2 separate regions of the Homo sapiens genome follow, and region 2 is linked to region 1. A link is an interaction called in ENCODE POLR2A ChIA-PET data of the cell type or tissue named here. Cell type or tissue: OCI-LY7. All regions are shown on one strand. Links, peaks and the distances in the headings refer to the core of each region. The heading gives the core; the rest is flanking DNA. Region 1 overlaps HADH (hydroxyacyl-CoA dehydrogenase). Region 2 overlaps COL25A1 (collagen type XXV alpha 1 chain).

The links. Peaks named below come from ENCODE experiments on the same cell type or tissue, not always from the same donor. Only the 100,000 strongest peaks of a DNase experiment are listed, where the experiment ranks them.
Region 2: POLR2A ChIA-PET joins it to region 1 with 10 read pairs; 2 of 35 experiments call an interaction of 5 or more read pairs at or near these places.

The regions. Positions count from the first base shown.
Region 1 is chr4:108,031,054-108,043,514 of GRCh38, forward strand. HADH (hydroxyacyl-CoA dehydrogenase) reads left to right here. Exons shown (of 8, transcript NM_005327.7): 7 at 2,123-2,239; 8 at 3,186-4,118. The coding sequence ends at 3,304. Among named protein-coding and RNA genes, the nearest start is that of HADH, 47 kb to the left of the region's middle. In OCI-LY7, for the core only: a CTCF peak has its summit at 2,818; DNase peaks (open chromatin) are centred at 2,488, 3,738, 4,828, 5,398 and 5 weaker places; H3K4me3 peaks cover 5,663 bases; H3K27ac peaks cover 7,693 bases.
Region 2 is chr4:108,849,470-108,861,930 of GRCh38, forward strand. It overlaps COL25A1 (collagen type XXV alpha 1 chain), which reads right to left. Exons shown (of 38, transcript NM_198721.4): 23 at 11,458-11,502; 24 at 10,187-10,264; 25 at 3,433-3,456; 26 at 2,767-2,811. Among named protein-coding and RNA genes, the nearest start is that of ETNPPL, 93 kb to the left of the region's middle. In OCI-LY7, for the core only: no CTCF peak of the experiment used is centred there; no DNase peak of the experiment used is centred there.

The DNA.
Region 1 (12,461 bases), core at 1,659-9,658:
TTGAATATAGATTTCATTAAATGGCTTTAGCTGAGTTGCAACCATTATGCTGTCAGATTTCTGTCCCAGGGAGACTGCCAGTAACAAATGAACCAGTACATAAGCATGTTAGGTTGTGATGAGTAATTGTGGAGAAGAAGATAGTAAGGGGTGGCAAGAGTCTTGTCCTAGTGTCCTGGCCTTTTCTTTAGTGCAGGGAGTTGCTTTTTTTATATATGCAGGGAGGAGAAGAGGCTGTCAGAAGTATGACACCTGAGCAGAGGCCTGGAGGAAGTGAGAGACTGAGCTCCGAAGCTGTCTGAGGGCAGCACCTAGGCACAGGGAGCATATCCCAAGCCTGAGGAGCCTGTGAGGCCGGCACTTCCAGCATTCCAGGGCTCTACCAGCACAGAAGCTGCGGGGCTTCCTAATGAAATCCTCTGAGTAGAACCCACTTTTAAGCTTCATAGCCACACCCCAAATATGCTGTGTTCCTTCCCATTCCTGCCTCTGCATGTGCTGTTCTCTCTACCTAGAATGCCCTTCCTGGTCTGCTCATCTCAGGATTATCTTCACCTTCCAGGACCCAGGCATGGGGGTGGTTTTGGTGAAGCCCTGGCAGTGTGAGTAAATCTCTCCATCTTTACTCACACAGAGCTGTGTGAGTCATGAATCTTCAGGTCTTATTATGTTGAAGTTTTTGGCTTACACATCTGAGTTCTCCCATTATGTCATGAGTACCTTGAGTGCTTGTCTGGTTTATCTTTGTCTCATTCTACATCTCTGGTGCCTGCTACATAATGAATAGAAGTTGAATGAATGAATGAATGAATGACGCTGCCTATATGATTATTTTTGTTTCTTTGCTTTCTTATGGCCTAACACTCAAATCATGATTTCTCAGGCGTCTCTAATCCTAATTAGTGTAGTTATTAGTAATGTCAACCATAATAAATAATTGTGGTGTATTTTAGTCACCTTAAAATGCCTTGAAATCCTTTGGAATTACTTTAGTAATTTATTTGCTTTTAAAAATATATCTTCTTTATCGATGTTTAAGTAGTTTCTCTCTGAGTGTCTTAACATTTTTCCCTCTTTTCTTTAGCTTTGATCTGATTGACTTCTTAATGCTTTGGAACAAAATTCTAGATAGCCACCTGTTGCAGACTATTCTACTTTTCTGATTTCAAAGAAAGGGAACAGATTGTTCTCCATAAAGGCCTCTTGGGGCCAAAGGACATAGTAAATTTCCAAGGGAAAAGCACATTGATCCTTGTCGTAGTCTACTCAACAGACTTCCAAACGTGTGGTGATTCTAACTCGGGTTTGGGCTTTTCTTTAAAAGGTATCTTGACTAAAAGGTTTGTGTGAAATGTGATGCCAGGGGAATACTCCTTACTTGTAAAACCCAAAAAACTGGGGGAAAGAATACATACAATAACTATACATACAAAAGCAGAAAGCTTAGTTTTCTTTTTAAGAAAGTTTATTTATAAATCAAAAATATGCTGTAGCATTAAATTATACTTTAATAAATGATTCCAGAGTTGGAAAATCCCAATGTATTTGAAAGTAGCTGAAGTTTCAGGCATGGAGACTTCTGTCTCCATGAACAGGGTATCAGTACTCCAAAATTCACCTCAGTGGTGCGTAGCTTTGAAAATCTTGGGCCACACACTGTGGCTTACACCTGTAATCTTAGCACTTTGGGAAGCTGAGACGGGAGGATCACTTGAGGTTGGGAGTTTGAGCCCAGACTGGCCAAATGGTGAAACCCTATCTCTACTAAAAATATAAATATTAGCCTTGTGTGGGGGCGCACACCTGTAGTCTCAGCCACTAGGGAGGCTGAGGCAGGAGAATCACTTGAACCCAGGAGGCGGAGGTTGCAGCGAGCCAAGATTGTGCCATTGCACTTCAGCTTGGGTGACAGAGCAAGACTCTGTCTCAAAAAAAACAAAGTCTTATGACCTCTTTGGCATGTACTTTAGAGAGGAAATCTTACCCAAGCCAGAAAGTCTCAGTCTAGGCATTTTTTTTATTGTGCAAGCATATAAAATTCTAGTAATTCTGGGGCTAATCCTGTGATAGGGAGAATTCAAGGAAAGGTGGTGGTGACCCAGTGCTGCCGTTTTCTCCTTAGGTGACGCATCCAAAGAAGACATTGACACTGCTATGAAATTAGGAGCCGGTTACCCCATGGGCCCATTTGAGCTTCTAGATTATGTCGGACTGGATACTACGAAGTTCATCGTGGATGGTAGGAATTGGAATTTTTTGTTGTCTTTAATTGAGGTAGTTTTTCTGAACTGTAAATTATAATGCCTTTTTAAAAAAAGTTAGCAGGGGTCTTAATAAAGACCTTCCAAAATCCTGCCTCACCAGGTTGAGAATTCATGAACAGATGTCAGGAGAAGGAAGAATGTGACTGTCTAGTGTCTCTTTAACAGGGTGACCTTGAAGAAAAAAAAACCTTTATGGATTCACAGGAAGTTACAAATATAGCACAGACAGGTCTTGTGTGTGTGCCCTTCACCCAGTTTCCACCAGTGGTTATATAGCCATAGTACAATATTAAATCCCAGGAAATTGACACTGGTACACTGTGTTATCACATCAATAGATTTGTGTAACCTCCATTGCAAGCAAGATACACATCCATTTTAAAAAATATATCCATTGTAATGTAAAAGCTCTGAAGACAGGGTAAAAATAATAATTAAAACTGGACTACTGAAGTTGAATGTAGCTATCTGTTCCCAAGTTTCACAGAATGCTAGTTGAAGAATTAAATTTTGAATCTTATGTGGATGCAAAATACCAATGGCAGGAATGCAGATTTTTTAACGTGTATTCTGAAAGTTAACTGTGCCAGTGATGAATCCAACCAGCAAATTAATGGCTTCTGTCAGTGTACTTGGGCCTTTGGCCGTAGTGATTTCTGAGAAGACACTGGATAAGCAGGAGGACCATAGTAGGGCCAGGCTTCAGGCAGCACAGGTGGGTGGCAGTGCAGCAGCTTTGGGGCTGATGTGGCTGCACCAGCACAGCCTTCCTTGGTGCCTCTGCAGTGGTGGCCGGAGGGGCGCCATGCCTGGGGGGCTCTCCCACATCAGAGGCAGGCCTCCAGACTTGTCCTTGGAAATGCCAAGATGTAAAAATAAACCCAGCACTTCATCCTGAGTTCTCTTCCCTCCGCTCAATAGGGTGGCATGAAATGGATGCAGAGAACCCATTACATCAGCCCAGCCCATCCTTAAATAAGCTGGTAGCAGAGAACAAGTTCGGCAAGAAGACTGGAGAAGGATTTTACAAATACAAGTGATGTGCAGCTTCTCCGGCTCTGAGAAGAACACCTGAGAGCGCTTTCCAGCCAGTGCCCCGAGTGCCTGTGGGAATGCTCTTTGGTCAGACATTCCCTCACACAGTACAGTTTAATAAATGTGCATTTTGATTGTAATCTATCGAAGTGATTATTACACCAGTTACAGCAGTAATAGATTCTCCATTAAGAAATAATTCCCTTTTTTAGTCTGTTCATTTCTGTGTATTTTCTAAACAGCTTTACACCCTTGGTGCCTTGGAGCAAACATGTTTTTTGAACCTTGTCATTTTTGTGAAGAATTGCCTAGATTCCTTCTCTCATCAACGGGAAAGTACTTCCTCTGAGAGTGCGAGTGCACCATGCTCACTGTTGCTGCGTGGGAGAGTCACAAGCCACTGGCAAGCAAGTGGTATAGTCTGTGAAGCACTGCAGCGAGCAGCACCTGGATCTTGCCTTTATAAGAACATTTTACTACCTGCAGCTTTGAGTCTTGCCCTACATTTTGGGCATGACATAAGATGTGTCTTTATTCAGCTCGTCGTGAAGATGCTGCTGCTGAATGGGTCAGCATATCTCTGTTTGCATGGTTTGCAGGAGGTCGGTTTTCATGGTCATTCAGTTCCACAGATCTGAATGATTACTGTCTGTCTGTGTCTTTTTTCCATGAGAAATCACTGTTGCAAATTGCCTATAAATTGACTCTACTAAAATAACAATGTTTCAGTCTGAAAATTTGAATTGAAAAAAATGTATAATATAAAATTGTAATACACTCAAATGATTATAAAAGTAAAAGTTGGTAATTTAGGCAGAAGCTATTTCTCCTCTTCTTTGACCTGCTGTTAATTTTTAAAGTGGGAGTGACGGGGAGGGAATGGCAGGACAAGGCATTTGTGTAAAACCTGCCTGGGGCCGTCGCTGCCAGATTTCTTACCAGGAAAGCAGTAATAAGGGCACAGAGAACAATTTTTAAGGAACATCTGTTTCTTCTTTGCCAACAAAGTGAAGTAGTGTAACGTAAGCTTCTTTTAATCATTGGCTTAAGAAAGTGTCTTCCAAGATAGAATTTTGGAGTTGGAAAGACATCAGAAATCCTGAGGTCCAATAGCCTCATTAGCAGAAAGCTTAAGGGATGTGCCCAAAGTCACTAGATATTTTGTCACATAGCCTAGACTAGAACTAGGTTTTGATAAAATTAAGTACAAAATAGCCCATTTGAAAATCTCCGATCCAAAATTTCAGACAGGACTCTCCCTAAAATGGGCATCCTTGTTTGGTGTTCTGGGTCATAGGTCTAATAGTCAAGAGATTTTTTTTCTTCATTTTATGACTGATAAAAGGGAGCTTATTAATTTTAAAAATTTTGAATCTATAACATAGTGGGAAAATAAATACATCGGTGCATTTGTACCGCACATAGAACCTGGGTAGGACACTTTTAGGTTATTCTTATAAAATGCTGCCTAACGAACCAAAGGAAGCACCTGTGAGGCCACCCGCATTTCCATCGCTAAAGGTTACCCTTGTGGTCTGACAGCTCCCTGCTCTCTCAGGCTGGCTCTTGACCTTTGGCATGAGCCCTGGGCCTAAGTGGGGGCTTCACTTCCTTACTGTCTCACCAGAGTCCCCATAGGATGCAGGCCCTTGTCCTGGAAATGGCAGGGTTCTTTCTTGACCACTGAATTCCAGGAAAGATGTAACTCAGCAATGCAACTATCAGACTGCCGGGATGAGAAGGTAGGGGCTGCAGCAGTCTTTCTGGCTGGCATTTTAAAATACACTTTAAGCCTACCAAATAGTCAAAAGGCCTAGCCTCTCAATATCCTTTTATCGTTTTCAAAAAATATTTTCCATGCACCGTGTTTGGGACCAGGAAGGAATTTTGAACATCCTTCCTTTAGACATGGGAGGTGAGGGAGTAGCTTTTTCTTTCCCAACTCCATGTCTCTGCGTTCTCAGGTGAACGTAGCTGCTTGCCACGGAGAGCTCTTGGGGCGGGGGGAGGGAAGGTCATGTCAGTCAGGTTCTCTGCTTCCAAATATAGGCCCGCTGCTGCTGTTTGCTTCAGTCTGTGGTTAAGAACTGAGCCTCAGTGAGAGCCCCAGGTGCCTTGCATCATCCTCCACTGTGTTTTGGCAGCACTTGTTCAAGAGGGAGGGTGGGTCCTGGCAGTGCTGCTGGGCCTGGTGTCACTGCTCTTGGTTCTCCTCACCTCCCCAAACTTGCCTCCTAACCGTCATGAATCTTTTATGACACTTGAAAGTAAAGACCAAGTTTTAGGTCAAGAGGATACTTTTTTTTTTTTTTGAGATGGAGTCTTGCTCTGTCGCCCAGTCTGGAGTGCAGTGTTACAATCTTGGCTCACTGCAACCTCCACCTGCCAGGTTCAAGCAATTCTCCTGCCTCAGCCTCCCGAATAGGTGGGACTACAGGCGTGTGCCATCATGCCTGGCTAATTTTTTATAGTTTTAATAGAGACGGGGTTTCACCATTGCTGGCCAGTTTGGTCTTGAACTCCTGACCTCATGATTTGCCTGCCTCAGCCTCCCAAAGTGCTGGGATTACAGGCGTGAGCCACCGTACTTGGCCACTTTTTTTCCTCTCTCCTATGCTTCCCCTTAGTGATATTTTTATTTATTTATTTGTTTTTTGAGACGGAGTCTCGCTCTGTCGCCTAGGCTGAAGTGCAGTGGCGCAATCTCAGCTCACTGCAACCTCCGCCTCCTGAGTTCAAGCGATTCTCCTGCCTCAGCCTCCCGAGTAGCTGAGATTACAGGCATACATCACCACGCCCAGCTAATTTTTATATTTTTAGTAGAGACGGGGTTTCACCACGTTGGTCAGGCTGGTCTCAAACTCCTGACCTCGTGACCCACCCACCTCAGCCTCCTGAAGTGCTGGGATTACAGGCGTGGGCTACTGCACCCGGCCAGTGATATTTTTATTTACCTATAATACAAGTGAAAGTTTGAGATTAAGAAGAAAACCAGGCAACTTATGAGATGACTTGCTGAAAAAGATGGTGAGCCTCTGATAGCCATCACCTAGACTTCAATTCTGTTTAGTAAAATGGAGTTCTCTGAAGGATCGTTTTAACTCAAGATATCTTTGTAAAATGAAAATCATGGCCCTTTCATGTTCTTAAGATTCACTGTTAATAGTAGTTTTTCTGGGGAAAATGGTTAACTTTTTCTGACATCAATTGTAAAGCGTATTTCCACTTTGGGAACTTCAATGACACAGCGTGGGGGTAGGTGGAACCATGTCTTGGAACTCGGAAACTACTATGAACAAATCCGGTGTTAGAAAATACTCTCAGCTGGGTGCAGTGGCTCATGCCTGTAATCCCAGCACTTTGGGAGGCCGAGGGGGGCAGATCATGAGGTCAGGAGTTTGAGACCAGCCTGGTCAACATAGTGAAACCCTGTCTCTACTGAAAATACAAAAAATTAGCCAGGCGTTGTGGCGGGCACCTGTAATCCCAGCTACTCAGAAGGCTGAGGCAGGAGAATCGCTTGAACCCAGGAGGCAGAGGTTGCAGTGAGCTGAGATGGCACCATGGCACTCCAGCCTGGACAACAGAGCAAGACTCTGTCTCAAAAATAAGAAAAAAAAAAAAAAAAAAAGAAAATGACTCTCCACTGGGTTCCGTTAATAGTAAGTGTTTTGACTAACACATCAGCTTTCAGAAACCCATTTGAGATTCAACTAGTCATCATTGGAGAGGTTACAGCCACTATGTTAGTCACAGCTTATACAACAACATACACTAATTATGCTTTCTTTGTGAGTTATACCGTTCACATATTTGAAACAAGCTTTTGTCTTGTCCCCACCTTGATTTTAATCCCTTTAACATTTCAACCTAAGTAACTCATTAAGTCTACCAAAAGTATAAGGTGTGGCTATAATTTTATGAGACTAATTTTCTTATAAACAGGCATTGATGCTACATAAATAGTAATCGAAAAAATGCTTTGAACAATGAAATCATGGCTGTGCTTTCAGTACTATACTTTGAAAGAATCCATTTGGCTGTGTAAATTCTATTTTTTAAATTGGTCTCACTGTTTCATCATCACAGTTTTAATGTCTATTTTAGCATTTTTTTTCTTGCTACCATTTGACATGGCATAACAGACTTTAACTCCTGAAAGACAGAGAACCCTGTCATTGATACTGATGTTATTCAATGTTTTAGTGAAAATCACCAACTGTAGTTGCTGCTACAGGATTAACCAGCACAACTACTTGACAGCATGGGCTTTGCAATTAAACCAACTTGGGTTCTAGTTCTCAGTTCCACTGCCTTTACCTGTGTAACCTAGAGAAGTTATTTGTTTTCTGGGTATATCTGGTAGAATGGGCATAAGGATGGAACCTATGCCATAGGGTTGCTGGGGACCAAGCGAAGTAGGTTTCAGGTGTTGAGCACACTGCCTAGCATCTATAGGCCAATTGTGAAGGAAGCCCCAGTAACCTATGTTCATCGGGTTACAGATGACAGCCCTGAACATGTGACAGCAGCAGGGAGTAGGCTTAAGATTCAGAGCAGGCCTGAGTCTTGGAAAAGTGAGTCTCAGAAATTAAGCAGTTGGGCTACCTGGCAAAAAGACCAGTGCTGGGGCTCTGCACTCCACCCCACAGCTCCTCTGGAAGGTCTTCCCACACTTTCAGAGAGGTGCTGGTCGGGGCTAGTCAGAAAGGGGTTGCTGTCACTCAGGTAGGCTACATGTTATGTGTGAGCAGTAGACTGGATGATTTAAGACCCCAGACAAACAGCAGGTGTGTAGAAGAGACGTTCCCAAGATTCTCCTAACACATGGTAATTAGAGAAGTGGTGGCATATGAACAGGAGCATAATGATGCTTCATTCTATCATAATGTAATTTTATTTTTATTTATTTATTTATTTATTTATTTATTTATTTATTTTGTTGAGACAGAGTCTTGCTCTGTAACCCAGGCTGGAGTACAGTGGCACGATCTCGGCTCACTGCAACCTCTGCCTCCCAGGTTCAAGCGATTCTCCTGCCTCAGCCTCCCTAGTAGCTGGGATTATAGGCACTCACTAGCACACCTAGCTAATTTTTTCATTTTTAGTAGAGACGGGGTTTCATCATGTTGGCCAGGCTGGTCTCAAACTCCTGACCTCAAGTGATCCACCTGCCTTGGCCTCCCAAAGTGCTAGGATTGTAGTGGCCAGTAGTTTTAAATGACATTAGGTTACTCCTAAAGATTTATTCAGAACAAAATTGTGGGAGGCCCTACTAGGTCTATTAATTATTTAGCCAAGGGAGCAATAGGATGGCCCCTAGGGTTTAAACAAATTCAAGCTGCTCTTGATTCATCATCAAGGAGGGGAGAGGATACCATAGCTAACTTGAACATCAGTTTGTCAAGCTGGGTGGGGTGGTGCACACCTGTAATACCAGCTTCTTGGGAGGCTGAGGTGGAGGATTGTGTGAGCCCAGGAGATTGAGTCCAGCCTGGGCAACATAGCGAGACCCCATCTCCTAAAATAAATTAGTCTGTCGAGGTAGAATCCCTTTGGATGACAGAGTGGCAATGGAGCCCTTCATGATGTCAATAAACTTCATGGAGACACCTCAGTTTCACTTCTACAGATGCAGTTACTGGAATATTCTATGAGAAAATGTAGTCTGTTCTCAGGCAAGCAGGTATTAGAAGAGAAAACCTCCTGGAATAAGAACTCTACCCTTGCTACCTGCTCTTGAACAGCCACTTCACCACTCAGATTGCAGGTGTAGAAGACAGGAAATTGGGATGCCTCCAAAACTAGTAGGGAGTGAGGATGGCATTTTTGAAACTGAATTTCCTACTTGAGGCAGTTTGAGTGGTTTCCAACTGCCTCATTCTATGTGGAGGTTTTGGTATATGCTGCTGGGAAGGTAGTTTTCTGGAGCCCTTTAGCGTCAATATTCAAGTTGCAGGGAAGGGTGGGAGTGGAGAGAAATCTATCCTTCCACCACACCAATTTGTAGTAGGACCAAGGAGGGTGAAATGGAAAAGCTCTGTCCAACCCGAAAATCTCCATATCTAGGCAGAGACTTTATTTTTATTTATTTATTTATTTTTGTTATTATTATACTTTAAGTTTTAGGGTATATGTGCACAATGTGCTGGTTAGTTACATATGTATACATGTGACATCCTGGTGCGCTGCACCCACTAACTCGTCATCTAGCATTAGGTATATCTCCCAGTGCTATCCCTCCCCCCTCCCCCCACCCCACAACAGTCCCCAGAGTGTGATGTTCCCCTTCTTGTGTCCCTGTGTTCTCATTGTTCAATTCCCACCTATGAGTGAGAATATGCGGTGCTTGGTTTTTTGTTCTTGTGATAGTTTACTGAGAATGATGATTTCCAATTTCATCCATGTCCCTACAAAGGACATGAACTCATCATTTTTTATGGCTGCATAGTATTCCTTGGTCTATATGTGCCACATTTTCTTAATCCAGTCTATCATTGTTGGACATTTGGGTTGGTTCCAAGTCTTTGCTATTGTGAATAGTGCCGCAATCAACATACGTGTGCATGTGTCTTTATAGCAGCATGATTTATAGTCCTTTGGGTATATACCCAGTAATGGGATGGCTGGGTCCAATGGTATTTCTAGTTCTAGATCCCTGAGGAATCGCCACACTGACTTCCACAATGGTTGAACTAGATTACAGTCCCACCAACAGTGTAAAAGTGTTCCTATTGCTCCACATCCTCTCCAGCACCTGTTGTTTCCTGACTTTTTAATGATTGCCATTCTAACTGGTGTGAGATAATATCTCATTGTGGTTTTGATTTGCATTTCTCTGATGGCCAGTGATGGTGAGCATTTTTTCATGTGTTTTTTGGCTGCATAAATGTCTTCTTTTGAGAAGTGTCTGTTCATATCCTTCACCCACTTTTTGATGGGGTTGTTTGTTTTTTTCTTGTAAATTTGTTGGAGTTCATTGTAGATTCTGGATATTAGCCCTTTGTCAGATGAGTAGGTTGCAAAAATTTTCTCCCATTTTGTAGGTTGCCTGTTCACTCTGATGGTAGTTTCTTTTGCTGTGCAGAAGCTCTTTAGTTTAATTAGATCCCATTTGTCAGTTTTGGCTTTTGTTGCCATTGCTTTTGGTGTTTTAGACATGAAGTCCTTGCCCGTGCCTATGTGTTGAATGGTAATGCCTAGGTTTTCTTCTAGGGTTTTTATGGTTTTAGGTCTAACGTTTAAGTCTTTAATCCATCTTGAATTGATTTTTGTATAAGGTGTAAGGAAGGGATCCAGTTTCAGCTTTCTACATATGGCTAGCCAGTTTTCCCAGCACCATTTATTAAATAGGGAATCCTTTCCCCATTGCTTGTTTTTCTCAGGTTTGTCAAAGATCAGATAGTTGTAGATATGTGGCATTATTTCTGAGGGCTCTGTTCTGTTCCATTGATCTATATTTCTGTTTTGGTACCAGTACCATGCTGTTTTGGTTACTGTAGCCTTGTAGTATAGTTTGAAGTCAGGTAGCATGATGCCTCCAGCTTTGTTCTTTTGTCTTAGGATTGACTTGGCGATGTGGGCTGTTTTTTGGTTCCATATGAACTTTAAAGTAGTTTTTTCCAATTCTGTGAAGAAAGTCATTGGTAGCTTGATGGGGATGGCATTGAATCTATAAACTACCTTGGGCAGTATGGCCATTTTCATGATATTGATTCTTCCTACCCATGAGCATGGAATGTTCTTCCATTTGTTTGTATCCTCTTTTATTTCATTGAGCAGTGGTTTGTAGTTCTCCTTGAAGAGGTCCTTCACGTCCCTTGTAAGGTGGATTCCTAGGTATTTTATTCTCTTTGAAGCATGTGAATCACTCACGATTTGGCTCTCTGTCTGTTATTGGTGTATAAGAATGCTCATGATTTTTGTACATTGATTTTGTATCCTGAGACTTTGCTGAAGTTGCTTATAGCTTAAGGAGATTTGGGGCTGAGACAATGGGGTTTTCTAGATATACAATCATGTCGTCTGCAAACAGGGACAATTTGACTTCCTCTTTTCCTAATTGAATACCCTTTATTTCCTTCTCCTGCCTAATTGCCCTGGTCAGAACTTCCAACACTATGTTGAATAGGAGTGGTGAGAGAGGGCATCCCTGTCTTGTGCCAGTTTTCAAAGGGAATGCTTCCAGTTTTTGCCCATTCAGTATGATTTTGGCTGTGGGTTTGTCATGGATAGCTCTTATTATTTTGAGATACGTCCCATCAATACCTAATTTATTGAGAGTTTTTAGCATGAAGGGTTGTTGAATTTTGTCAAAGGCCTTTTCTGCATCTATTGAGATAATCATGTGGTTTTTGTCTTTGGTTTTGTTTATATGCTGGATTACATTTATTGATTTGCGTATATTGAACCAGCCTTGCATCCCAGGGATGAAGCCCACTTGATCGTGGTGGATAAGCTTTTTGATGTGCTGCTGGATTCGGTTTGCCAGTATTTTATTGAGGATTTTCGCATCAATGTTCATCAAGTATATTGGTCTAAAATTCTCTTTTTTGGTTGTGTCTCTGCCCGGCTTTGGTATCAGGATGATGCTGGCCTCATAAAATGAGTTAGGGAGGATTCCCTCTTTTTCTATTGATAGGCAGAGACTTTAACTTGTGCGTGCACGTGCACACACACACACACACACACAGAGCAGTCAGAGTGAACAGCGCACACAGATTGCTTAGAACCAGCTACCCTTTCAGCACTGAGTCTCATGGTGGATTCTGCCACTAGCTGGCACAATGTTATCACAAATCACAGGCCTAATGTAAGGGTATTAATACTTTTATCTTGATTTTTTTTCTGTTGTCCTCCCCTTCTTAAGTCTTGTGTATGTGTGCATGTGTGTGCATGTGTGCACACTCACACACACCCTTTATTAAATGCATCCCTTTATTAAAATAGTTAATCCCAAATGCTGGGAGAGGACAGCACGTCTCATCTCATTCACGTGATTTGTAGTTTGCAGTGCCTGCCCCTTCCCAATTAACCATGGCCTCCTTGAGACTCTGCACTTCCTTGACATCCTCATCCCTGCCAGCTAAAGATCTCATCATCCAGTCTGAGAGATGCTGTTCTAGGGAGCAGAGGCCTGGGAAAGAACAGAGACAATCTAAA
Region 2 (12,461 bases), core at 2,860-10,859, 820 kb after region 1:
AACTCAAAATATAGAGATTTTTGTTTGCTTTTTTAAACTGAAGATGTTCATTAAAAGCAAATTTATACAATACGCCAGAAAGTTAATCGAACAGCAAATGTTTAGTCACTTCTCAGTTTTGAAAGGTGACTAAATAAATTCCTTGAAAAGTAAGCATTATTTTGTATCAATGAGTCATTTATGTGGATCCCATTACAAATATCCCTGAATCCCACACTGTGGAAACTTTGTAAAAACAGCTCTTCTGAGTGTGAGAGGCCTGCCTCACAGACAGATTTCCAACGGAGCTGACCTGAGGCTGTATTTTCTAGAAAGGCCTGTTTGGTGATACTATAAACCACAATATTGAAATGGTTAGAGCTCCTTTCCCTGGTAAAAACTTTAAGAGCTATGAGGTACAGCATGAAATTTGAGCTTTCCAGTGTTTAAGGAAGGCATGATCTTGTGGTTATAAACAAATGAAGCAAGAAAAGCGGCGGGGGAAGGGCCTTTTCTTATTTCAGGTTTCCTGCTCTTTGTGGTAGCAGCAAATTTTATTTTGCCACAAACAAGTCTGCTGAGGTTGGATGCACCTGGCTAAGCCCTAGTTTCATTCAGAGTCTGAATACTTGTCAGCACTGTGGGTCCAATAATGATGGCTTTGCTAGGCTTTTCCCTTTAAAATATGATTCACAAGTGTTTAAAAGGAAAACATAATTCATGAGTTATTCATTTATCCTTCACCCCTCAAATGGGGTTTGTAAGAGTTATTTGATGTGTAGGGAATCAAACAATTCTTGTGTGATAAATGAAGGAGAAATGCTAATTGAGTAAGTTCCCATTCAGTCTGAATTCCAAGATCAGAAGGGGTTCTGTACTTGACTCAGGCTACATTTTGCTGTCTCTTGGTCATAGCTACATTCCACCCCAATTATCCCAACCTTCTCAAGGACAGACCATGAAAAACATAAAGGACTACATCAGCTAACACAAGATCTCAATTATAAGACCATTGTGGGGTGGGTGGGGTAGGGATGATAGCATACTGGGAAGGATGGCAAGGGTAGGAGGTAAGCGAGAATGACTCAACCCTCCTCCATATTGCTTGTCTAGATATTCATCTGGGCAACTTCTTCCTGTCTTTCAGTTTCAACTCAAAGCCACCCTTGGCTCTTAAGACTTAGAGGGACCTTCTATGCACTTACTCTATTAATAATTGTACCTTTACTTGCCTATCTCCCTCCCTAGGCCATAAGCCCTTTATTGGAATTTCTTTCTAGTATCCTTACTAGATATTAGTCCTTACCATAGAGTAGAGGCTCAAAAATTACTTACTGAATAACTGAATTAATACACGAATAGCAATTGGATTATAAAACCAGGGGAATATAGGTTTTAGTGATACAGATTTTTTACCTAGGAGGTCCTTTTTGCCTCTTTGGGTCAAAGAATGGGTGCCTTTGGGGCTTCTCTAGGCCTTTGGACTGTAGAGAAGAGAAAAGTCCTGGAAACTTTTGAGGTTTGTGGGAAATGAGATATGTATTTAGCTTTGGGGACAATTTTGGTTCTGGAGTCTTAGTCAAGCGAGGAGGTGAAATAATGAACTTAGACACTTGGTTGGTTCTACACAAAGGAAAAAAAGAAATTGCAGATTTCCTTCTAGGATATCTAGTCCAGCTCACCAAGATATTATTGAATGGGGATCCAGGCAGTGTTGCTCACCAAGAATAAAGATTATATATAGTTTTTTTGTGTTATGTCTCTTAGGGACCAGAATGTGCTGGAGAAATAGAAAGTTAAAAATCCCACACCTTATATTAATGTTATACAAGAAATCTATTTGAAATTAGGATCTATGTTCTAAATATATAGGCAAGGAGCTCAGTAATATTGTAATTTATATTCCTTTATATGATAGAAAAATAAAGTTTCTATATACTAGATTTCTGTTTTTAAGTATCTTGAGAGAGTATGAAAGCTGATACGTGTGAGTGTGTGTTATGACAGACTTAGCAAATAAACTGCCTTAAGAAGCATTAACAAAAGATGAATTCTGAAATAACTTGAATCTCCTACAAGAATCCAATGACGAAAGTCATATTTCAACACATGTAGCTCAGTTCTGAAAAGCCAGAATCACTGGCCATGTGTTAATTGATCAAACATGGTTGAATGACTAAGCTTCAGTTTGGAGGGATAAAGCCATCAACAAAGTTTAGATATAAAGCAATTCTAGCCTTCTACTATTTTTAGTTGGTATGTTTCATTAGATAAGATTTAAATGGCAAAATGTCTGAAAGTATATAATAAAGAATGCATTATGAAAAATGATTCCTAAAATTTTGATTTGTGAATGCACCATACTAAAACTTTTCTTACTCTTTTTACTATAAAAGCATTAGAAGCAAGGATCTTTCTTGGTGTCAAGTTAAATTTTCTCTAATCCTCCTTTAATCAAACATTTTCTTTTGTTTTCATACACCACATTTAGTGTTTTTTACATTTATAATTTCTGTGGAACTTGTTTTTCCCTTGTTTAATATCTTTTTTCAATGTCTTCCCTAAATTAAATTTCTCTCTCTTCTTTTCCTATTTTCCCTTCTTCTTTTCTAATTTTCTATCTTCCTTCAGTCCAGACCTCAATTTCTTTTCTTCGCTCTCTAAAACAATACTGTTGATCTCAGCTTCTTCAGCATTTTGTAAGACTGATTTTCAAAGATGCATATACTTAATACGGTATTCCCTGCACTGTATGTGATAAATGGAAACAAGTAAATAAAGAATAACCTTTGGCCCTTGTAGTCCTTGAGGTCCAGGAGGTCCAGGGGGACCCTAAATCAAGAAAAAGCACAGTTTTTAAAAGTAGTAATTATATGTATTAAAATTCATACCTTAAATAGGCACACTATACACCTTCCTTATTTCTATCGTAATCAGATCTCCCCAAATATAAATTTGCAATGAGGAAAAATTTTACTAGTTACATAATTAGAAAAAAACACCTATTTATATGCTAAAATATTAACACATTTGAGGTCAAAATAATGTGGAAGGTGCTTCTGGGTAGATTCGGTAAGGCAATGTAAAATTGCTGCCATGCTCCACACTCATCGTATTGGGATGAATTAGCATACGAATATTAGCTTTGTTTCTACATACACTCCTTACCCCTCCACCCCAAAGGCGTTGATTTCCCAAACCCTAAAGAATAAAGCTATATTGTTCAGATAAGGCCAGAGACTTTTAAGAAAATTAGCAATCACTTTTTTCTTGACCTTTTCACTAAGCAGACAAAGTGATTCAACTGGAGCAAATGTAAAAGATTATTAATACAAGAAAACATAAAATTAAGTATCAGATAAAAACAATAGCTACATTAGTACCATTTTGGCTGGCATGCATCAACACCAAATACAAAACCACAAACCACAGAAAGCATGCAATAGGAGTTACCGTGACAGTTAAGGTGGTAATCCTCTGTTGGGAAAATGTGTTGACAAAGACAGAGTTATCTATTTTGTGTGCCAAAGTACAGTAATACATTTGTGAAATAATCAACTTTTTGAATATGTTTGGCTAGTCTGATATCTTAAAAGGATTTGACAAGATACTGAGAACATATTACCCTATCTTCAATACAGTATAGTTGTAGAGATTTTTTAAAAATTATTTTTAGAATCCTATTTAAAAAATCTATGGCTGAAGAAAAAGAAATGTCAAAATTTTAATTCACCTGATTGAAAAAAATAATGCAGTAAAGTCATATATGCTAGAGGCTTGTCAGTATAATTGTGAACTGAGAAATTTTGCTATTGATAAAAGCACTATTCTAGAGAGTACTTCATTAGAGAAAACTGAAATACCCAATTGCATATTTTTTCTCTTTTAGTCTGCAGCTCATTTGTTGCATTAAAACTAACTTTGTGTTTGTGCGTGTGTGTGTGTGCGTGTGTGTGTGCCATAACTAAAGATATTAGTCGACATAGAATTAATCTAATTTCCTTTTTTTTGGCATTCCAATTTTTTTGTGAACTTAATCAGAAAAACAAATGAGTTTTTAAAATTTATTGATTGATTGATTTATTATACTTAAGTTCTGGGATACATGTGCAGAATGTGCACATTTGTTACATAGGTATACATGTGCCATCGTGGTTTGCTGCACCCATCAACTCGTCATCTACATTAGGTATTTCTCCAAATGCTATCCCTCCCCTTGCCCCCCACCCCCTGACAGGCCCTGGTGTGTGATGTTCCCCTCCCTGTGCCCATATGTTCTCATTGTTCAACTCCCACTTATGAGTGAGAATATGTGGTGTTTGGTTTTCTGTTCCTGGGTTAGTTTGCTGAGAATGATGGTTTCCAGCTTCATCCATGTCCCTACAAATGACATGAACTCATTCTTTTTTATGGCTGCATAGTATTCCGTGGTGTATATGTACCACATTTTCTTTATCCAGTCTATCATTGATGGGCATTTGGGTTGGTTCCAAGTCTTTGCTATTGTGAATAGTGCTGCAATAAACACACATGTGCATGTATCTTTATAGTAGACTGGTACCAAAACAAATATATAGACCAATGGAACAGAACAGAGGCCTCAGAAATAACACCACACACCTACAACCATCTGATCTTTGACAAACCTGACAAAAACAAGCAACGTGGAAAGGATTTCCTATTTAATAAATGGTGTTGGGAAAACTGGCTAGCCATATGCAGAAAACTGAAACTGGACCCCTTCCTTAAACCTTATACAAAAATTAACTCAAAACGGATTAAAGATTTAAATGTAAAACCTAAAACCATAAAAACCCTAGAAGAAAACCTAGGCAATACCATTCAGGTCATAGGTATAGGCAAAGACTTCATGACTAAAACACCAAAAGCAGTGGCAACAAGAGCCAAAATTGACAAACAGAATCTAATTAAACTCAAGAGCTTCTGAATAGCAAAAAAACTACCATCAGAGTGAACAGGCAACCTACAGAAAGGGAGAAAATTTTTGCAATCTATCCATCTGACAAAGGGCTAATATCCAGAATCTACAAAGAACTTAAATTTACAAGAAAAAAAACCAATCCCATTGAAAAGTGGGCAAAGGATATGAACAGACATTTTTCAAAAGAACACATTTATGCAGCCAACAAACATATGAAAAAAAGCTCATCATCACTGGTCTTTAGAGAAATGCAAATCAAAACCACAATGAGATACCATCTCATGCCAGTTAGAATGGCGATCATTAAAAAGTCAGGAAACAACAGATGCTGAAAAGGATGTGGAGAAATAGGAACACTTTTACACTGTTTGTGGGAGTGTAAACTAGTTCAACCATTGTGGAAGACAGTGTGGCAATTCCTCAAGGATCTAGAACTAGCAATACCATTTGACCCAGCAATCCTATTACTGGGTATATACTGAAAGAATTAATCTAATTTCTTAAAGTGTTAGAGAACTGTAACAAAATATACCGTGTCTAAGTCTGAATCTCTAAAACATAATTCCTGATCCATGAATCATATTTTTGAATTAACATTTTTCTGGTCTAGGTTCTGTGCTGAAAGTTCTATGGGGTTGATAACCACTTTATGAAATCACAGAGGGGAGAACATTTCCTTTAGGGACTCTGGTCATAGAGAAACATTATTCAATTACATTCAAACTTGTAGGTATCAGTTGAACACCATCCTTCTGTTTTCCACTGTTCCACTCCAATTTCTGATTTGAGCTGTTGTTACTGTTTTTTTTTTTTATTTTTTAAATTGTTGTAAAAGGTAAAATGTCCACAAACTGGGGGCAAGGTTATAAGAAAAAAATAAGGTCCCAGAATTTTACACCACCAGATCTGTGTAACATAATTCCATTCAGTTTATGCTTCAGGAATTCACCTAGAACAAGAATTGGATTTGTAGTTATGGTAAAGCTACTTTTTTTTTGTTGTTCCTACAGTGTAGAGAAGTCATTTAAACAAGGCTATCAGAAAATTAAGGAGTAGAAATAATTTCTTTATCATTGTCTTCCAATTACATGTTACTTTTTAACTAGAAAACAGGATCATAAAGCCCTAAAAAGGAAAGGGATTTTCAAATTTGAGCTCTCTGAGGTTTTCCAACATGTGCCATATACTAATTCATTTTTCACCTGAACATAATGCTAGTTTGTATTTTTTTAAATTTAAAGATAACATGTTTAATAATGAGCTGCAAAATAAAAGAATATTATTAATAGTAACTGACCTAACAGATGGAGTTTAAATGATTTTGTTAAATAACTATGTTTGTGAAACTTTAAAATTGTATAATGTTCCATCCAGCTAATAGGTTTCAATGACAACAAACTGAGCTAACTTCACAAATACATAGTCTTGACCACCAACTGGAAGCACCAGTATGCAGACACACAGAGAAGTCCTAACGATGTGGCTCACTGTGCATTTCTTATATGTGGCAAATCCAAGTTAAAGCTATATAAACTCAACAGGATTCTCTTTTGAACTCAAATAATGATTTGAAAGTCAGAATTTTTGGTGGTGATGGAGAAAGACATGGCATTCTCTAGTGAGACGCGACGTGAAATGGGAGGCATGAACTACAGAAACTGCAAATTGGGTAAAGCCCAGCAGCCTGCTTTGTGATTTATTCCCTGAAATGTTTATCTGAATCTCTTTAGAATTAAAGGTTACTTTCTTTCATTTCTCATAATGATGAAAGCTTAAACTCGCCCACGATTCATACTAGAGAACAGGTTTAGTTTAGATGGCGATGAGAATTTTTTAAAGAGTCAGTTAGGAAACAGAGGTTTTACTGCTAATTTGTAGAAATTTAGCCACCTTAAATAAAAATAAATAGCTTATGGCAATGTTTATGTAAATCACAATCTTCAATAGAGGCAACAGTAAAATTTTATATTTCTAATATGGTATGATTATAACTGTAATATATTTCTATTTATCTGATTATCCTAGAGTATTTTTGGCAGATTGTTTTAAAAGGGATAACAATGACATACCTGCAAAACTGTAAATATCCATCACTGGTTAGAGAATTAGAAGAATAAATGTCTACCATCTCTTCTCAATCTAATGTATTAATTTTATGAGGGACTCAATTCACTAGAGCACTATGTTAGGGAAACCAATAGTTTTGATGTGAAAAGATAACTATAAGCTATTTATAAGCATGGCAAATAGTTGCCTCACAACCAACCCAATAAGAATAATAAACATTTAGGTTGAGACATAAGCATGAACTAGTTGACTATGATGGATATTGGCTGTTTAGTAGTCATATACAATTAAAGATGAGAAAAAGAAACAGAAGTATATCGTTTCATATTGAAATATAGGTGTCACATTTTTTAAAAAGTACAATGCTTTTAGGCATATCAGTAAAAAGTGTTCAGAAGCTCTGAAAAATCACCCTAAGAATAGTATTAGGTTTCGTGGACTCATAGAAAAAAATTTATTCCAATAACATCCTTATTTTGCAGATAAGATCAATGAAGTATAGATACATTAAGCAATTTTCCCCAAATGACTGAGCTAATAGAGGGGAGATCAAAATAGAGATTTCCATTTTAGACTAAGGATAGCTTGCCTCATGCCAGGCCCAGTTCATGCAAAGAATGCTTTGAGAACTTGATCACAGTGTTGCAGAAAATGCCCAATTATATTGGAACAGTTCTTGGAGGATAAGAAAGTAGATACCTCTTAAAGGTAGCTGGAATTATGGGGCCACTGGAAGTAGTTCAAGGGCAATTTACAACATTGCTAATAAACTAAGTTTTTAAAAAGTCCCTATATTTTATAAGAACTTTGAAAACAGTAGGCACACCAAAACTTTGTGTTCCCTGTCTCTGTCTCCCTTTCTTTCCTTACATAGTTATCAACTTGTGGGGAAAAGGGAATAATTTAGAAAACTAGTTCTAGAATTTGACAGTAACCCAGAGGCCACTACTTACATCGAATCCAATTACACAGAGGAACACTAATTCAAGCTCCTAACTAAAGATACTGTCCAAGCAACATTTCTCCAAGCAGTAAACATGCTTCTGTTTGTATTTTACCAGAAGAAAAATAATGAAAAGGCCAAAAAATAGGCTGAGCTGAAAATAGATTTAAAAAAAAAAAACGACTTAGTGCTCTACTAGTTAAAAATGATAGTTGGAGCAAAGAACCTATACAGGTACAGATCTGTCATAATTAGATTGTGTTAGTAAAATCATAAAGATGGAAAAATAATTCAAACAGGTACAAAGTAGCAGAGATATATTTAAAACAACTAATTCGGCTTACAAGCAAAGAAATGGCTTGTACATACGAATGAAGTATACTTATTCAACCAATAACCATTTACTTAATATTTACATATCTGGTTAATATAAGCATAAAATGTTTTTCTGTCACCAAGCTTACAATCTCATAAGAGGTAAGACTAAAATCAACTATGGAGTTTGATTTTAAATAGTAAACCACTAGAACCCCACCACTAATGTTTAAAAGGATTAAGAGGAAGAACTCATCTGAGTGGCAGCAGTGGATTGTTGTGTAGAATTTATATGGGAAAGAAAGGAAGGAAGAATGGGATGAACACATGCAAAAAGGAGGAGACTTGTATGGATATGATAACAATGATTATATCAGGGGGAATTCTGCTGTGGAGAAATGAAAAGTTCTCCACAGGAAGGGCATGACTATAGAGGATTAAGATGGAGAAGCTTGGGCTTGATAGAACAGACAGTAGGGGGGTCATTAAGGTTTCTGAGCAAATTAGAACCATCGAAGCCATGATCATTTATAAAAATTAATCTTGGAGTGATACACAAGATGAATTAGAAGGACCAGGAGGCACTAGGGAAAGAGTCATTGGTCAAGGAGCTGTTGCTGTATTAGGCATGAAGTAAACAGGATGTGGACTCAGTTAGGAATGGAAAGAACAGGCAATCTCAAGAGATACTTTGAAAAAGGAAATAGCAGCCCCTTGGTGAGACAGAATAAGTAAAGGACTAAGAATAGTTTAAAAATGACTCTAAACTTTCTATTCCCTCAAAATTCAGATTCATGGTATCACTAACAGAAACCGGTCACTTAAAAAAGGGACTCATTTCGTAGGTGGGAAAGGTAACCAGTATAATTGTATTGGTGGAAGCTGATAAGGCATTCATACATCCATAATGGAAATATTCTTGGACAGCTGGGGGCATACACAGATTATATCTAGAGATGAAAGAATTGAGAGCCATAATGTGGAAGAACACAGAGGGAGTGACTGTACCAAGAAAAGATCAGAGACTTGAGGATACCAAAAACTAGGGAATAGACAGACAAATTAGAAACACCAAAATAAAGGTGATACGCCAGAGAAAAAAAATGGAAAAAATGAAAGTAGAAGGTCAGAGAGACAAAAAAAAAGTTTCAAAGGAAGGTGGTTTGATATCAATATCACAAAAATGTCAGGGGCGATGAGTCCAGTGGACTTGACATAGAAGTTATTGTTGACCTTTGTAAGAGAAGATGCAACAGAATGATGATAGAGGCTAGAATGCAGGAGTCTAAACATGAAAAGAATGAATAGGAAGCAAAGGTGATAGAAACAAGCCACATAGTCTATTGCTTACTTAATAAGAAGAAAAGAATTATATGGTAGCAGTAATAAGAAATACAGAGGGCTTACTATGTACCAGGAACTGTTCTAAGAGTATAATATATATTGTGCCATTTGCTCTTCTCAACAAGGCTATGAGGCAGATACTGCTACCATCCTCATTCTGTAGATGGGAAAACTGAGGCACAGAGAAGTGAAATAACTTGCCCTAGGTCACACATTTAGTAAACAAGAGAGCTGAGATTTGAATGCAAGCAGCTCCAGCCCCAGAGGCACAGAGCTCTTGATTGCCTTGCCACATTCCCTCTGCAAGGAAGGAGGCAAAAATTGGCCAAACTAACACAAGGTTTATCCCTCATAAGGCTTAACTATATCTGAAGGTGGAAGGGAAAGGAAAGAAATGATTGAAAAATGCTACAAAATAAAGAAGATAAACTGGGGCACAGAGAAGGGGATGAGTTCTTGAGAACAGGGAGAAGGGGTGCCTTGAGCAGTGGAGTCCTCTGAGGATAGAGGGTGTGGAAGCTCATATTTGCACACATTACATGGGTGCTCCTCAGCATCCTTCTCAGTGTGTGTCAGGGCAGGGACCAGTCACTTGCCTGTAAGGCTTCGTGGAGGTTGCCGTTGTAGTCTATGATCTCAGTGGCTCCTTGATCCCCTTTTTGACCAGGTGGACCCTATGACAAAACCAATCAAGGGAAAATCATGGGTATTAGCTTAGCATGTAGGGTGGACTGTGGCAGAAACAGAAATACAACTCACAGCTCTCTCTGAATATCATTTCCCTACTAAGGCCCAACTGTACTTTAGAATATATAAATAATTATGTTCAAAATGTATCCTTATCTCAAAGGAGGCAAACCACTTCTTATATCCTGTCTTTGGTAGGTTCAATATATGAAATCTGATAAAAAATACGATTTAATTTTTGAAACTATTTTCTGAAAATTACAATATAGGCTACTCTGATGTGACATGTAAAATTTTATTTGCTTTATTCATATTTATTAAAGCATCCTCTAACCTTTTGTTCCTCATCCATACCTCATACATTGCTTCCTCATTCTTTTTTTGAGACGGAGTCTCACTCTGTTGCCCAGGCTGGAATGCAGTAGCGTGATCTCGGCTCACTGCAACCTCTGCCTCCTGTGTTCAAGCAATTCTCCTGCCTCAGCCTCCCATGCACCACCATGACCAGCTAGTTTTTGTATTTTTAGTGGAGACAGAGTTTCACCATGTTGGGCAGGCTGGCTTTGAACTCCTGACCTCAGGTGATCCACCAGCCTTGGCTCCCAAAGTGCTAGAATTACAGGTGTGAGCCACTGCACCTGGCCGTCATTCTTTAAAAAGATAGAACATTGTTCTGTAGAAAAATACTTGGCTTTCCCATCAGGAATGAATGCCACAAAAATTAAACAAAATAGGGAACAAACAATAGAATACATGTATATTTTTAAGACTTCTACCCTGCTTATTAGATCTGCTACTTAATTTCCATTAGTCATGTCATAATTCCCTTTTTTTTTAAAAAAAGACACTGAACATATGGGTTATTGCTTTCTTTATAATTGAGTTAATTGAAAAGTGGAAAATTCCATTAGCTGGATGGGAACAGAGGGAAAGTAGACAGGGGGAGTTCTTTAGGCCTTCTCAAAGAAGCTTAGTTTATGTGTTGGAATCCCTACATGCACTGCTCCTGGTGAGGAAAATAAAGGAGGTAGGGGTGTTTCAGGAATAATTACAGTAGTCTACCTCCAATACTATTATTAAGTATTATTAATACAGATGTCATATGAATAGCCATGCAGACATGAATTCAAATCTGGGATTGTAGGGAGCAAAAGTTTAGATGGATGAGAGGAACACTCACCCTTGGTCCCTGAGCTCCAGAGTCCCCTTTTTCTCCACGATCCCCCTTTTCCCGTTGGAAAGAGAAAAAACTTAATCAGAAGTGGGGGAATCTAGAAATCTCGTGTAAGAACATGTTTATGCCATACAGAAGCACCTTTAATATGAACTTCTGAAGTGAAAAACAACAGCAACCACCACCAAAATAGCAAATGCTTTTTTAAGATGCAGCTTGAAAAGAACTAAAATTCCTTTTTTTAAAAAACTCCCTTTTCAGGTAATAGAGTATCTTGAAACAACAATATATATGGTAACTGTCTCACTAGGTAGGATCTGCAAAGGCAAAGCAAGTGGTTTCTATGGCACCCAAAGTAAGCTTTTACCTTGCAAATTGAGCCATTTTCTTCCTTTTTATGAAGAGATTTGGGGCAAAGGGAAAAAGAGCCAACAATTGTTTTTCCTCTGAGAAGAAAAGTGTAGATAGTTGGGACAGGAAAGGAGTAGAGAGCTCATTCTAGGGAGAATTAGGAAAGGAAGGTCACAGGCTAGGCCTCCCTCTGATGATGGGGATCTAAGGAAAAGTTCATCTGTAGGTATAGGCATTTTAACACTCAGTGCTGAAGTGGACAGCAGCCAGCTGGAACAGGTTGGCAGCGCTGAAGGTCAGGGGCAGGGCAAACCCAGCTCTCTCTCTTTTTTCAATGCAATAGGAAATTTATCTGAAGTTTCATTGATGGTGGCATTACCTCAACTGTAGAGCAGCAGGAATAGTCCAAGCCCTCAAAATTCTTAGAAATGTAAACTGAAACTTTGGAGAAGAGATTCGAACCTGTGTAGATTTAAAGGTTCTTTAAAACAGCCTTAAATTGATAGGGTTCTTTTTCTGTATGGACTTCAAAGCATTTTTATATGTCTTTCTACAGATTCCTATAAACTGGGTAAGGATGAATAAAGATAAGCAGGAAAAAGGATTATAATTCTTCCCATCCACAGTATGCCAATAACATTGATCATAATAAATTTGCT